Regions from separate parts of the Homo sapiens genome. Here region 1 is linked to region 2. A link is a contact called in ENCODE Hi-C or POLR2A ChIA-PET data. All regions are on one chromosome and are shown on one strand. The core of a region is the stretch at or near the end of the contact, and the rest is flanking DNA. Distances in the headings are between cores, read along the strand shown. Region 1 holds the start of ZNF26 (zinc finger protein 26). Region 2 holds the start of LOC124903065 (a long non-coding RNA gene).

The links. Hi-C counts contacts between places; a loop is a spot of excess contacts on that map. ChIA-PET counts read pairs that join two places held with the same protein, here RNA polymerase II (POLR2A). Pooled maps may share reads with other maps.
Region 1: a pooled map shows a loop between it and region 2 (3-fold over the local background). The contact joins the promoter of ZNF26 here to the enhancer-like site in region 2. A Hi-C loop is called at or near these places in 9 of 168 maps with a recorded cell type or tissue (B cell, CD4-positive, alpha-beta T cell, CD4-positive, alpha-beta memory T cell and 3 more), 12 of 37 single-sample maps with no recorded cell type and 26 of 50 pooled maps. POLR2A ChIA-PET finds 5 or more read pairs at or near these places in 12 of 52 experiments (B cell, CD4-positive, alpha-beta T cell, CD4-positive, alpha-beta memory T cell and 8 more).

The regions. Positions count from the first base shown.
Region 1 is chr12:132,983,011-132,990,559 of GRCh38, reverse strand. It overlaps ZNF26 (zinc finger protein 26), which reads right to left and starts at 4,193. Exons shown (of 4, transcript NM_019591.4): 1 at 3,687-4,193. The coding sequence starts at 3,719. LOC124903064 (a long non-coding RNA gene) reads right to left here. Exons shown (of 2, transcript XR_007063552.1): 2 at 6,850-7,549. RefSeq lists enhancers at 3,573-3,622, 3,348-3,847, 4,103-4,572.
Region 2 is chr12:132,903,292-132,910,918 of GRCh38, reverse strand. LOC124903065 (a long non-coding RNA gene) reads right to left here and starts at 2,251. Exons shown (of 2, transcript XR_007063553.1): 1 at 1,771-2,251. RefSeq lists a silencer at 2,478-2,527. Within about 2 kb of position 6,043, at least 2 of the 41 ENCODE cell types and tissues checked have a DNase peak (open chromatin) inside an H3K27ac peak, as active enhancers do.

The sequences.
Region 1 (7,549 bases), core at 2,944-5,443, 81 kb before region 2:
GTCTATAAAGACAGCATCGCTCTAATACCAAAACCAGACAGAAACCCTAGAAAACTACAGAAAAATTATCTCATAAATATAGATACAAAAATCCTCAACAAAATACTAGAAAATAAAATACAACAATGTATAAAAACAAGTGTACACCACAGCCAAGTGGGATTTATTCCTGGTATGTAAGGTTGGTTCAATACTTGAATCAGTTCCATCGTATCAAATGACTAAAGAAGAAAAAGCATAGATAGATGCAGAAAAAACTTTTTTTCTTTTTTGAGACAGGGTCTCGCTCTGTCACCCAGGCTGGAGTGCAGTGGTGCAAACATGGCTCACAGCAGCCTCAACCTCCCAGGCTCAAGCAATCCTTCCACTTCAGCCTCCTCAGTAGCTGAGACTACAGGCATGTGTCACCACGCCCAGCTATTTTGTTTTTTAATTTTTTGTAGAGATGGGGTCTCACTATGTTGCCCAGGCTGGTCCTGAATTCCTAGGCTAAAGCTATCCTCCTGCCTCAGCCTCCCAAAGTGATTACAGGTGTGAGCCACATCTGGCCCAGAAAAAAAATCTGACAAAATCCAACCCCATTCACAATTAACAACAACAAAAACCCTCACTAAACTAGGAACAAGGGTCTTTCTCAACTTGATAGAGAATATCTACCAAGAAAAATGCTACAACTAACATCATACTTAACTGTGAGAAACTTGAAGCTTTCCCACTAAGATCAACAAGGCAAAATGTATCTTTAATCCCCTCTCACCACTCTTTTTCAACATTGTACTGGAAGTCCTATCTGAGGCAAAAAAACAAGAACAGAAAATACAGGATGAGAATCCCTGTTCCAAAAACCTGAAATCTAAATGCTCCAAAATTCAAAACGTTTTGAGTCCTCACACGTGGAAAATCCCACACATTAACTTAATACAACCTTTGTTTCACACACAAAATTATTTAAAATACTGTATAAAATTACCTTCAGGCTGTACGTATAAAGTATATATGAAACATAAACAAATTCTGTGTTTAGACTTGGGTCCCATCCCCAAGATATCTTATGTATATGTAAATAGTCCAAGATCTGAAAAAATCCAAAATCCAAAACAATTCTGGTCTTAAGCATTTTGAATAAAAGATACTTAACCTGTAAAATGTATAATGACTGTGAAGGAAGGAATAAAACTTTGTTCACAGATGGCATAATTGTGCAAAGTCCAAAAGAATTCACCAGACCCGGCACGGTGGCTCATGGCTGTAATCCTAGCACTTTAGGAGGCCGAGGTGGGCTGATCACGAGGTCAGGAGATCGAGACCATCCTGCTAACACAGTGAAACTCCATTTCTACTAAAAATACAAAAAAATTAGATGGGCGTGGTGGCACATGCCTGTAGTACCAGCTACTCAGGAGGCTCAGGCAGGAGAATCGCTTGAACCCAGGAGGTGGAGGTTGCAGTGAGCCGAGATTGTGCCACTGCACTCCAGCCTGGCCAACAGCGAGACTCTGTCTCAAAAAAAAAAAAAAAAAAAAAAAAAAAATTCACCGAAAGACTCCTGGAACTACATGATTATACCAAGGTTGCAGGATACAAAGTTAATATACAAAAGTCAACCCCTTTCCTGTACACAGGTGTAAGCTGAATTTGAAATAAAAAACACAATACCATTTACAGTAGCACCCACAAAAATTAAATACTTAGGTGTAAGTCTAACAAAATATATAATGATACTATATAAAATCTATATGAGAAAAACTACCAAACACTGCTGAATGAAAACTAAGAACTAGATAGAGAGATATAACATGTTCATGGATAGGAAGACTCAATATTCAAGACTTCAGCTCTTCCCAACTTGATCTACAGATTGAATGCACTGTCAGTTAAAATCCCAGCAAGTTATTTTGCAGATGTTGACAAACTGATTATAAAGTTCAGACAGACAAAAGACTTAGATTAGCTAACAGGATACGGAAGCAGAAGAATACATTTGGGAGAATGAACCTGACTTCAAGACTTATAGGCTGGGCATGGTGGCTCACACCTGTTATCCCACCAATGCTTTGGGAGGCCAAGGAGGAAGAAGTGCTTGAGGCCAAGAGTTGCAGGCCAGCCAGGGCAACACAGTGAGACCCTATCTGTACAAAAAAAAAAAAAAATTTTTAATTAGCCTGATGTGGTGGCATATGCCTGTAATCCCAGCTACTCAGGAGGCTGAGGTGGAGGATCCCTTGAGCCCGGGAGTTCGAGGCTGCAGTGAGTTGTGACTGTTCCACTGCACTCCAACCTGGGCAACAGAGTGAGATCCTGCCTTGAAAAAAAAACAAAAGATTTACTATAAAGACCAGCCTGGGCAACATGGCTAAACTCCATCGCTACAAAATATACAAAAATTACCCGGACTGGGTGGCATGTGCCTGTAATCCCAGCTACTCGGGAGGCTGAGGCTCAAGAATCGCTCGAACCCGGGAGGCAGAGGTTGCAGTGAGCCGAGATCGCGCCACTGCACTCCAGCCTGGGCGACAGAGCGAGACTCCGTCTCAAAAAAATAAAAAAAGACTTATTACAAAGCTACAAAAATCAAGACAGTGTGGCAGTGTGGTATTAGTGAAACAACAAATAGATCAATAGAACTCAATAAAGAGCCCAGAAATAGACCCATATAAATATAGTCAACTGATCTCTGACAAAGGAACAAACTCACAGGGGGAGAAATCCACTCCTAACTTTCTCTCGTTTCTTTAGCACAACAGCCTTTCTCCACCGTGTGTCCTTTCCTTTCATTAACCTGAGTCCTCACCTCGGTCCTCTTGAGGGTTCCAGTTGGTCACACTCTGAGCTTCCACGAATACAATAAGGTGTCTTTATGTATTTCCAGTTTAGACCTCCCATGTGAGTTACAGGCTGAAATACAGGCATTGGATATTCAACACCTGCGAAAGTCATTCCCAGGGTCCCTCTTCCAATAGCATTCCTAGTCTCCGGCTGTATAGCTCAATGGTAGAGCACCACATCCGGCAACGTCGTCAACACCACTCACCGAGGGCAAAGGATTTGGCAATCAAATCACTTGTAAAGACTCCCCTCTGGTTCACTCCATCAATAATTCATAAAGTCCCGATGATCCACTGGCCCGCCCCTTACCTTTCGGACTCTCGAGCTCCGCTCCTAGCCTTTTCTCCCTATTCATTCACCTGTAATTGCGTCCATAGTTCACTAGACTACCCTCTCCACCAAACCAAAGCTCCTCTAAAATTAGGAACATACATAATTTATCTCTGCATTGCCAGCACCAGCCTTAGAGTCCAGCAGACAAAAGGACACTCCATAAACAAGCATTTGGCCAAACGAAAAAGGAGGAACTGATCATTTCTCCAGCTAAGTTCTAAGGGTCTCCATAAGACAACTTTGTGTAGAAAACATGAAATGATGGAGGATCCTCAGACTTCAGGGCCCGCAGCTGGCCATGAAGTGCAGTATAACTGCCCGTCACAGAATACCACAGGCACGTTTCTGCAGGGCCAGAGCTTGGGCGAGCTTCAGAGGCGCTTTGGTTTGGTGGGGAGGGTAGTCTAGTAAACTACGCACACAATTACAGCTGAATGTGAGTTCAGTTCCCGGAGTAACCCTGAAGAGATTAACGTGGCCACCCTCAGTATCCAGTCGAATTTTAAACACGGAAAGTCTCTACTTACCCAGCACGAAGCTGTCCGGAAACTGGTGGCCATCCCCACGCCCACGTTCGCGCGCTGCCTGCGGGGGCAGGACCCGCGGGCTGCGGAGAGACCGTGAGGGATGCGTCCGCCCGAAGACAGGTGCGGGACCAGGGCCCCAGGCTCCTGACCGTCCCGGGGCCGAGTCGTTGGCAGGGACGCCGGCTCCTCAGCTCTCGCCCAACACAGACCGCGCGTGACTAGACAACCTCCCGGTCTGGGTACCAGGAGTCGCACGGATGGATTTGTGCCTTTCCGTGGCCCTGACTCGGGAGAGCAGGAGGCTGATCTGGCCCCGTCCACGCCCCGGACCGACGGAAGTGTTTAGCTGGTCAAGTCTCTGGTCTGCCCAGGATAATCCGAGCCGCTTAGCTCCGCGCCTCCGCGGCCACAGAGACTCAGCCAGGTACACCCGCTGGCCAGATTCCGGTCCACTGAGTCTAAGCCGGAAACAGCCCTGCACGCGCGCACCCGACTAAGGCCGGGAGTGCGGCGCATGCGGAAGTGCGTCCTGCGTCGATGCGCCAGGACGCGAAGGCGCCGGAAAAACTACATCTCCCACAATCCTCGGAGAAGGCTCCCTCGTTACAGGCCTGGCTTCCAGCTGCCGCGGATCTAGAGAGGGGCACAGCCTGACGGGAAAGGAAGGCTGGGAGGGGGCTCCGCCAGCGGCACCTGGTTCACCCTCCCACGGCTGCGCCAGGTTCAGTACCATCCTCGGAGCCTGGACGCCCAGTTTCCCAGGGCCTGTAGAACTGACTCAGAGTCCGACCCCAGCAGAGACGCAGGCGTGCTGAGGTTTTGATATCAAACAAGATAGGGTTCAGACCAGAAGGCACAGCAAAAAAGGACGCTTTGTAAAGCTAAAAGCTGCAGTTCATAGGGTTAAATAACAGTTTTGAATATCAGTGCACCAAATAATACAGTAACCAACTTCATAAAGGAGAAACTATAGTAGATGTGAAAAACAAATAAATAGAACCACACCAGTAATGAAACTGCCTTTGCAAAAATTATATCAGTGAGAAAATTATAGCAGTGGGGGAGGTCTAATCTAACCAAACCCCCAACTCTGCGCGCCTTTGGCTGTCAAGATGCCTTCATTATTCCTGGGCTTAGGCCAAGCTAACTTTGGAAGACATTTAGGTTATAGTTCAAATGATAGCCCTTTTCCAAAACCCAACTGCCTTTGTAAAACCTATGAGAGACCACCAAGCTAGCGGGAGGAGAGGAGCCTGAATTCTGCTAAGATGTGGATTGGTCACAAGACACGCAACTTCCCCAGTTACTCCTACAGATAACACCACTATTGTAGATTGGCCTTTTGAGATTTAAAAATGTGCAAAATGGCCAGGCACGATGGCTCACGTCTGTAATCCCAGCATTTTGGAGGGCTGAGGTGGGTGGATCGCATGAGCCCAGGAGTTGGAGACTAGCCTGGGCAACATGGTGAAACCTCGTCTCTACAAAACATATCAAAAGTAAGCCGGATGTGGTGGCATGCATCTGTAGTCTCAGCTACTTGGGGGGCTAAGGCAGCAGAATTGCTTGAGCCCGTGAGGTGGAGGTTGCAGTGAGCCGAGATTGCACCATTGCACTCCAGCCTCGATGACAGGAGTGAAACCCTGTCTCAAAAAAAAAAAAAAAAAAAAAGTGCCAAACATCTGAATAGACATTTCTCAAAAGAAGACATACAAATGGCAAACAGGTATATGAAAAGGTACACAATATAATTGATCATCAGAGAAATGCAAATCAAAACTACAACGAGATATTATCTCACCCCAGTTAAAATGGCTTTTATCCAAAAGACAAGCAATAATAAATGCTGGTGAGGATATGGGGAAAAGGGAACCCTGGTACATTCTTGGTGGGAATGTAAATTAGTACAACCACTATGGAGAACAGTTTGGAGGTTCCTCAAAAAAATAAAAATAGAGCTACCATACAATGCAGCTATCCCACTCCTAGGTATATACCCGAAAGAAAGAAAATCAGTATATCCAAGAGCTGTCTGCACTCCCTTGTTGACTGCAGCACTATTCACAATAGCCAAGATTTGGAAGTAACCGAAGTGTCAATCAACAGGTTAATGAATAAAGAAAATGTGGTACATATACACAATGGAGTACTAGGAAGCCATAAAAAAGAATGAGATCCTGTCATTTGCAACAACATGGATGGAACTGGAGATCATTATATTAAGTGAAATAAGCGAGGCAGAGAAGACAAACTTCACATATTCTCACTTATTTGTGAGAGCCAAAAATTAAAACAATTGAACTCATGGTGATAGAGAGTAGAAAGATGGTTACCAGCAGCTGGGAGGGTAGTGGGACACTGTGGGGGATGGAAATAGTCATTTGGCAGAAAAAATAGTTAGAATAAGACCTAGTATTTTCTAGCACAACAGGATATACTCAAAAATAATTTAATTGTACATTTTAACATAACTAAAAGTATAATTGGATTGCTTGTAACACAAAGGATAAATGCTTAAGGGTACCCCATTTTCCCTGATGTGATTTTTATGCATTGCATAATAATCATTGCATTATAATATGCATTCTATATCAAAATATCTCATGTAATCCATAAATGTATACACCTACTATGTACTCATAATAATTAAAAATTAAAAAAATTAGCCAGGTGTGGTGGCATACACCTGTAATCCCAGCTACTTGGGAGGCTGAGGCAGGAGAAATGCTTGATCCTGAGAGGTTGAGGCTGCAGTGAGCCATGATCCCACCACTGCGTTCCAGTCTGGGCAACACAATGAGACCCTGTCTCAAAAAAAGAAATTAATTAATTAAAAATTTTCCCACAGAGAAAATCTGGGAATGGATGGCTCCACTAGTGAGTTCCATCAAATACTTAAAGAAGAAAGGATAATTCTTTACAAATTCTTTCAGAAAATAGATGAGAGGGAATACTTCCCAACTTATTCTATGAAGCCAGTATTATTCTCATACCAGAGCTAGACAAAGACATCACGAGGGAAAAACAAAACAGAGCTACACACCAATATTCCTATGGTGTGTAGTACCATAGACATAGACACAAAAATTCTTAAGGCTTGAGAAAACTCTTTTTCTCCTGAAACTGGTTTTGCAGGTGGTTACTCATGTGAAAACTTACCAAATTGTTTAAATACATGCAGTTTATTCTATATCACTTTATAACTTAATAAAGCTGTTTAAGAAAAATGTTAGTAAGCTGAATCTGGCAACATACAAAAAGGATTTTGTAAAATGACCAAATGGAATATATACCAAGAATGAAAGATTGGTTCAACACTGAAAATCAGTATAATAAAAAACAAAAACTATGTGACTATTTCAATAGATGCAGCAAAAGGCATTTAGCAAAACCAACGTCTATTCATGGCAAAAACTCTCAACAATCTAGGAATAAAAGGGAATTTCCTCAACTTGATAATGGGCATTTTTTAAAAACCCTAGCTAACATCCTACAGAATGGTGAAAGACTGAGTGTTTTTCCCCTATAATAGGAAACAAGCAAGGGTGTCTGCTTTCAACACTTCTGTTCAAAGTTGCACTGGATGTTCTAGCCGGTTCTGTTCCACGTTGCACTGGATGTTCTAGCCAGTTCTGTTCCACGTTGCACTGGATGTTCTAGCCGGTTCTGATCCACGTTGCACTGGATGTTCTAGCCGGTTCTGATCCACGTTGCACTGGATGTTCTAGTCGGTTCTGTTCCACGTTGTACTGGATGTTCTAGCCGGTTCTGTTCCACGTTGAACTGGATGTTCTAGTTGGTTCTGTTCAACATTGTACTGGATGTTCTGGCTAATACTGTTCAACGTTGCACTGGATGTTCTA
Region 2 (7,627 bases), core at 4,794-7,293:
TCAACACAGTATTGAAGGAGAAGAGCAATGTTGGGGAGCTGACACTACCCAACTTCAAAATTTCCTATAAAGCGATAGTAATGGAGACACTCTGATACTGGCAGAAGAATGGACAAAGAGGTCAGTGGGGCAGAATAAAGAGCCCAGAAGCAGCGCCACACAAATATAGTCAACTGATGTTTGACAAAGGAGCAAGGGCAATGCAATGGAGAAAGGATAGTCTTTTTAGCAAATGGTGCTGGAAAAACTGGACATCCACAGGCAAAAATGTGAATCTAGACAAAGACCTTATACCTTTCACAGAAACTAACTCAAAATGGATCAAAGACCTGAATGTGAAATGCAAAACTATACAACTCCTGGAAGACAGCACAGAAGAAAATCTAGGTGATCCTGGGTTTAGTGATATTTTCTCAGATACCATACCAAAAGTACAATCTGTGAAACAAAAAACTGATAAGTTGAACTTCATTAAAATTTAAAACTTGTGGCCAGGCGTGGTGGCACATGCCTGTAATCCCAGCTACTTGGGAGGCTGAGGCAGAAGAATCACTTGAACGCGGGAGGTGGAGGTTGCATGGGGCCGAGATCGCGCCATTGCACTCCAGCCTGGGCAACAAGAGCAAGACTCCGTCAGGAAAAAAAAAAAAAAGGGCCAGGCGTGGTGGCTCACGCCTGTAATCCCAGCACTTTGGGAGGCTGAGACGGGTGGATCACAAGGTCAGGAGTTCAAGACCAGCCGGGCCAAGAGACCAGCCTGGCCAATATGGTGAAACCCCGTCTCTACTAAAAATACAAAAATTAGCCGGGCGTGATGGCGGGCACCTATCATCCCAGCTACTTGGGAGGCTGAGGCAAGAGAATTGCTTCAACCCGGGAGGCAGAGGTTTCAGTGAGCCGAGATCGTGCCATTGCACTCCAGCCTGGGCAACAGAGCGGGACTCCGACTCAAAAAAAAAAAAAAAGTAAACTATAAACTTCAGTTAATAATAATATATTAATATTGGTGTATCAGTTGTAACAAATGTACCAGAGTAATATGAAACGTAAATATAGGGGAAACACTATGGTAGAACATAAGGGGAACACTAAGGTAGAAAGGGATGGGGGGAACTCCTTGTTCTTTCCAGTTGATTTTTCTGTAAACCCAACACGCTCTAAACAAAAATAAAATATATTAATTTTTTTTTAGTGCAACTAAACAAGGTCCATGAAAAAGAGAATATTGGGTGGGCGCGGTGGCTCATGCCTGTAATCCCAGCACTTTGGGAGGCTAAGGCAGGAGGCTCGCTTGAGACCAGTCTGGGCAATAGAGTGAGACCTCGTCTCTATAAAAAATTTAAAAATTAGCTGAGTGTGGTGACACACACTTGTAGTCCCAGCTACTCGGGAGGCTGAAGTGGGAGGATTGCCTGAGCCCAGGAGGCAGAGGTTGCAATGAGATTGTGGCACTGCACTCCAGCCTGGGTGACAGAAAGAGACCCTGTCTCCAAAAAAGAAAAAAATATTACAGGTTGGTCTTAGGATATATATTTTTAAATCCTGGTGAAGGATAAGTGAGCTTTTCTCAGGGAAGCAGGTGGGACAGAGGGGAATCACTTTGGGAGTGGCCTCCCACTAGTGACCTCACAGACCCCCTCACTGACCCGGCAGACCCCACATCACTGACACGTAAGACCCCAGATGACGAGGCCTGCACATCTCCTGTGACGGACAGCTGAGACCCCGTACCACTGCCCGGACCCAGCCCTGGCCCAATGGGGCTCGCACCTCCAAAGCCCACGTCCACACGTTCCGAGCCCGCCGTCCCATCGCAAACATCCGGGGGCCGCCACTGCGCCTAACGACCGCCCATCTCTGACGCCTCGGGTCGGCGTTTGATTTTTAACCCAAGAAAAGAGTAAAAGTCAAGCGGAAATCAACGCAGAAGCGGTGCTGCAGCCTCTGAGCTTCCTGACGGCCGTGTCCAGAGCCGGGCTCCTCCTCCGGCGGCAGCCGCCGGGCTCACTTCAGTGCGCTCAGCTTCTCGCGGGGACAAGCGTCTGGGCGGGGACGGCCCGAGGCGGGGGTGTGGCGAGGCTGGAGAACGCTGAAAGCTGGTGGGCTTGGGAAGACAAACGACGCTCTGAAATTTGGCTCCCAGGTAATACGTTCCGGCACTTCGCGGCGGCTCAGTCAGCGCTGCTGGGTTCCACCCCTCCTATGCGTTGCTCAGGGACAGGTTTCTTAGTGACAGGCCCCTCACTATTCCCATTGGCCAGGACGCCCAAGGCCCACGCAGCCGTTGGCTAAAATTGTTGTCTGTTTCAGACACGTTGGCGAATTCCCCGCCTCTACGTTGCCGGGAGACAGCATGTTGCCTAGCAGCGTGCGGCTCCCATTGCCTTTGGGCGCGGCTCTCCGCCCCGACCCGCCCCTCTGGGACCCATCCGGGTCTGCGCCTCAGCTAGACAGGGCGGGCTGCGGCGCGCAGTCTTAGGCGTGCGCTTCGGGGAAGGGGCCCTCGCGTGGGAGGAGCGCGTCTGCGAGGGATGCGCCGGCGCAGGCGAGACCCGGAGCCGCGTGGTCTCTGCGCAGTGCGTCGTGTGGGGCGGCCGACCCCGGCCCGGGTTTCCCTGCTCGTTTTCGTCCGGGCGGGCGTCTTGGTTCCCGTTCCAGGCCAGCCCCATCCTAGGTCGCTGCTTCATCCAGCGCTTGGGGCATTTGTGTCGTTGGCGTTGTTTTCCTCTTAACTACAAACTTTAAATGTGTTCATCTACTCGTGACGGCGAGTTTAGCAGACTTTCATTCCCAGAAGACGTGTCACACGATCTGTATATTTTTCATACAGAAATTGACGGACGTCGTTACTTCTAAATTTCCACAGGGGCTGGTTCATCCCGCGGCTTTACCTAGAGAAAAACGTCTGAGGCCGGGCGCGGCGGCTCCCGCCTGTAATCCCAACACTTTGGGAGGCCGAGGCGGGCGAATCACGAGGTCAGGAGTTCGAGACCAGACTGGCCAACATGGTGAAACCTCGTCTCTACTAAAAATACAAAAAAAAAAAAAAAAAAAAAAAAAAAAAAAAATAGCCGGGCGTGGCGGCGCATGCCTGTAATCCCAGCTACTCAGGAGGCTGAGGCAGGAGAATCGCTTGAACCCGAGATGGTGCCACTGCACTCCAGCATGGGCGATAGAGCGAGACTCCGTCTCAAAAAATAATAATAAAATAAAAACCATGGACAATGGGAGGAGAACATCACACACCGGGGCCTGTCGGGGGTGGGGGGCCAGGGGAGGGATAGCATCAGGAGAAATACGTAATGTAGATAACTGGTTGATGGGTGCAGCAAACCACCATGGCACGTGTATACCTATGTAACAAACCTGCAGGTTCTGCACATGTACCCCAGAACTTAAAGTATAATTTTAAAAAGAGAGAGAGAAGCGTCTGAGCGTTTCTCAGGGACGGCGGGTGGCAGCCAGGACGGGCTGGGGCGGTGAAGTGCGGGGCGGGAAGCGACGCGTGCGCCTCCTGCGCTGGCTTCTGTGAAAGGAGGGACTGATTGGAGATCACTGCTGAAAAGTGGACTACGCATCAGTGAATAGTTAGTGAAATATGAGCTTCTACATTCAAAACCATTTGTGCTTTAAAGATTTTGTTTCACCATGGTATCGTATTTATCTGAATCCTATGTTGCTTTTGCTTTGTAATCTGAATTGTCTGTCACTCCCCCAGTCTCAGTTTTTTGTTAACTGTTCAATATTCATAGAAATGTCTCTACATGGGACCCTTTAACAGAGAGAGTAATCTGTCATAGCAAGTATTTCCTGAGTAGTTTCACTGATTCTATGTTTTTAGCAGGTCAATGTTTTCCTGGTTAGTTTTATGATTTTATCTCAATTTTTACCAGTTTGTAACCAGAACTGGAGTATTAATGAGAAGATATATAATTGTAAGTAAATATTCTATTTATTAGAAGAATAAATCACCCTGACAGTCAACAAATAATCTTTTTAAAATTTTTCATTGATGTATTGATTTATTTATTAGAGGGAGAGTCTCTGTCGCCTCATCTGGAGTGCAGTGGTGCCATCATAGCTCACTTCAGCCTCGAACTCCTGGGCTCAAGTGGTCCTCCCGCCTTAGCCTCCCAAGTAGCTGAGACTACAGGCACGTGCCACTGCGTCAGGCTGATTTTTGTATTTTTATTGGAGATGAGGTCTGCCTAGGTTGCCCAGGCTGGTCTCAAACGCCTGGGCTCAAGCCATCCTCCCGCCTCAGCCTCGCAGAGTGCTGGGATTAGAGGCACGAGCCACCACACTCGGCAATAATAACAATCTTTTTAATGGATCCACTCAAACAAAATAGAACCTGCTCAACTAAAATTTCCTGTCTATCCTCAAATAATATTAAAAACCATCCTATCTTAATATGAATTACCCTAAAATCTATTATTGGCAAATATAAGTTTTCAGTACATCAGTGAATGCTGAAGTTAGTTATATTGGGGAAACTGGCTTTTGAAATATATTTTTTAATCGATTGTAGATAGCATTGTGTGTTCAGAAGCTGTGATGGAAGTGGCATTCTACACCGGACATCTGCTGATACAATACACATCTCTATAGAATCTACTTATTATAAGGACCACTTCATGTATTATCATTATGAAAATCATGATCTGCGAAAATAGGAAGAAAATTAAAGCTAGAAATGTATGTGATTTAATCTCTCTGTTTTGGCTGGCCTCAATTCTGCAGCTTCCTAACACGTTTGAAGCAAGGGTCCTTGCCTGTGATTGTATTATTAATACATTCTATGTAAGCTTAGTTTAAATGATATTGTTCCAGCCAGGCGTGGTGGCACCTATAGTAACAGCTACTCAGGAGGCTGAGGTGGGAGGATCCCTTGATCCTAGGAATTCGAGGCTTCAGTGAGCTATAATGGTGCCAGTGCACTCCAGCCTGGGTGACAGCAACACCCTGAAAAAAAATTAAAAATAAGATAAAATGATATTGTTCATGTGAAAGAATGCCCATTCTTTTGCAAAGATAGTGCTCTTTTGGTAGCTTTTAGAAGTTTTGGATTTGGAAGTTGAGTTCTTCAAGTTCATTATTATTCAGGGTTGTATTTACAATTCTAGGTTTACAAACAGTTTGTCAACATCTACGAAATTAATTGCGGGGATTTTTGTCGGAGCGGCACCAACTCTACAGTTGGGAAGAATTGACATCTTAGCAATATTGTGACTACAATAATGAAAAAGGAGTATGCTCCGGTTATGTTTTCCTTTTTTTTCTCTCTTTCTCTCTCTTTCTTTTCCGTCCCTCCTTTCCTTCCTTCCTTCCCTCCCTCCCTCCCTTAAGATAGAGTCTCCCTCTGTTCCCCCGGCTGGAGTGCAGTGGCCCCATCATGGCTCACTGCAACCTCCCTCTCCAGGGCTCAAGCCATCCTTCCATCTCAGCCTCCCGAGTAGCCGGGACTACAGCCGCACACCACCAAGCCAGTCTAATTTTTGTATTTTTAGTAACGACAGGGCTTGGCCATATTTCCCAGGCTCCTCTGGACTCCTGACCTCAGGCGAGCCCTCTGTGCTCCGGACCTTCCGGAGTGCTGGGATTACAGGTGTGAGCCACTGCGCCGGCCTACGTTTTCTTTTAATAGTGTTTCATAGTTTTCTGGATACAGATGGTTTCATATTTTGTTAGAGCAAGGATTTCTTGGATTTGTTGTATCCAAGGATTTCTTTTTGTTGTTTTATTGCAAACGGTAGGCCTTTAAAGTTTTCCAGTTTCAGTTGACTTTAATATATTGGCTTTGTACTTTTGCTTCTTGTTACCTCCCCCACTCCTATCAAGCCACAGAAGAGGAGGCTCCACCGCACTTTTGATCTCCAAAATTATAGTTTAGGAGATACGGTTCAGAAAAGAGCGGGGAGGCGCGCTTCTTTCGCTGATGGGGTGCGCTCAGCTCCTGCGCTGCCCCTGGTGGCCGGCAGGGCGCGCCCAACCCTACGATTGTGGCTCGTGGCGCGCATGCGCATTCCGCCCGCGGCGTCGCCACAGGGTGAGGGAGCTTGGCTTCCTGAGAAGCCACCCAGGAGCCCCGGCTTGGGGATGACTTGAGGCCGCGTCTTCGGTGAGGAAAAGCTTCCCAGAGGAACTCTGCCGGGGAATCTCTAGAGTCATTGTCCTTTTTTAAAAATGTTTTTATAGGCCGGGCGCGGTGGCTCTCGCCTGTAATCCCAGCACTTTGGGAGGCCGAGGCGGGTAGATCATGAGGTCAGGATATCCAGACCAGCCTGGCCAACAAGGTGAAATCCAGTCTCTACTAAAAATACAAAAATTAGCCGGGCGTGGTGCCGCGCGCCTGTAATCCCAGCTACTCAGGAGGCTGAGGCAGGGGAATTGCTTGAACCTGGGTGGCCGAGGTTGCAGTGAGCCGAGATCGTGCCATTGCACTCCAGCCTGGGCAACTTGAGCAAGACTCCGTCTCTAAATAAATAAATAAATAAATAACGTTTTTTCGCTTTTTTTTTTTTTTTCTCTGAGACAGAGTCTGTTTCTGTCGCCCAGGCTGGAGGTGGTTTCGGCTCACTGCAACCGCCGCCTCCCGGGTTCAAGCGATTCTCCTGCCTCAGCCTCCAGGGTAGCTGGGATTACAGGCTCCCGCCACCACGCCCAGCTAATTTTTGTATTTGTAGTAGAGATGGGGTTTCACCATCTTGGCCAGGCTGGTCTTGAACTCCTGACCTTGTGATCCATCCGCCTCGGCCTCCCAAAGTGCTGAGATTACAGGCATGAGCCGCTGTGCCCCGCCATGCGCCGCATTTTCTTTCTTTCTTTCTTTTTTTTTTTTTTTTTTTGAGACGGAGTCTCGCTCTGTTGCCCAGGCTGGAGTGCAGTGGCGCGATCTCAGCTCATTGCAACCTCCACCTCCCGGGTTCACGCCATTCTCCTGTCTCAGCCTCTCCAGTAGCTGGGACTGCAGGCGCCCGCCACCACGCCCGGCTAATTTTTTGTATTTTTAGTAGAGACGGGGGTTTCACCGTGTCAGCCAGGATGGTCTCGATCTCCTGACCTCATGATCCGCCCGCCTGGGCCTCCCAAAGTACTGGGATTACAGGCGCCGCATTTTCTTATCCATTCATCTGTTGATGGACATTTAGGTTGCTTCCAAATCTTGGCTGTTGTGAACAGTGCTGCAGCAAACATGGCAGTGCAGACATCTCTTAGACATGCTGATTCCCTTTCCGGTATCTAGCCATCAGGGATTGCTGGAGCTTGTGGTAGCTCAATTTTTAGTTTTCTGAGGTACCTCCAAACAGTTCTCGGTAGTGGTTGTACTAATTTACATTCCTTCCAACCGTGTATGAGGGTTCCCTTTTCTCCACGTCCACCAGAGACACTTTCCTTAAATTCATAAGCAGAGATTCCCTCATGTTCTGGAATGTTCCCATGCGTTATTCTTTACTTTCTCTGGAAAGTAAAGATCTCGGAGTGAGATCTGTTTTAGGCATTTCCCTTCACAGAGGGGTTGGCAGCGGGAAACAGAGAGCACCTGGTGTTTCCTTAATCAGGATTGTTCTGGGAGGAAATCCATGCAAGTCCAGAGAAGTGCGTGGCCCAGGTGAGACTTGCAGAG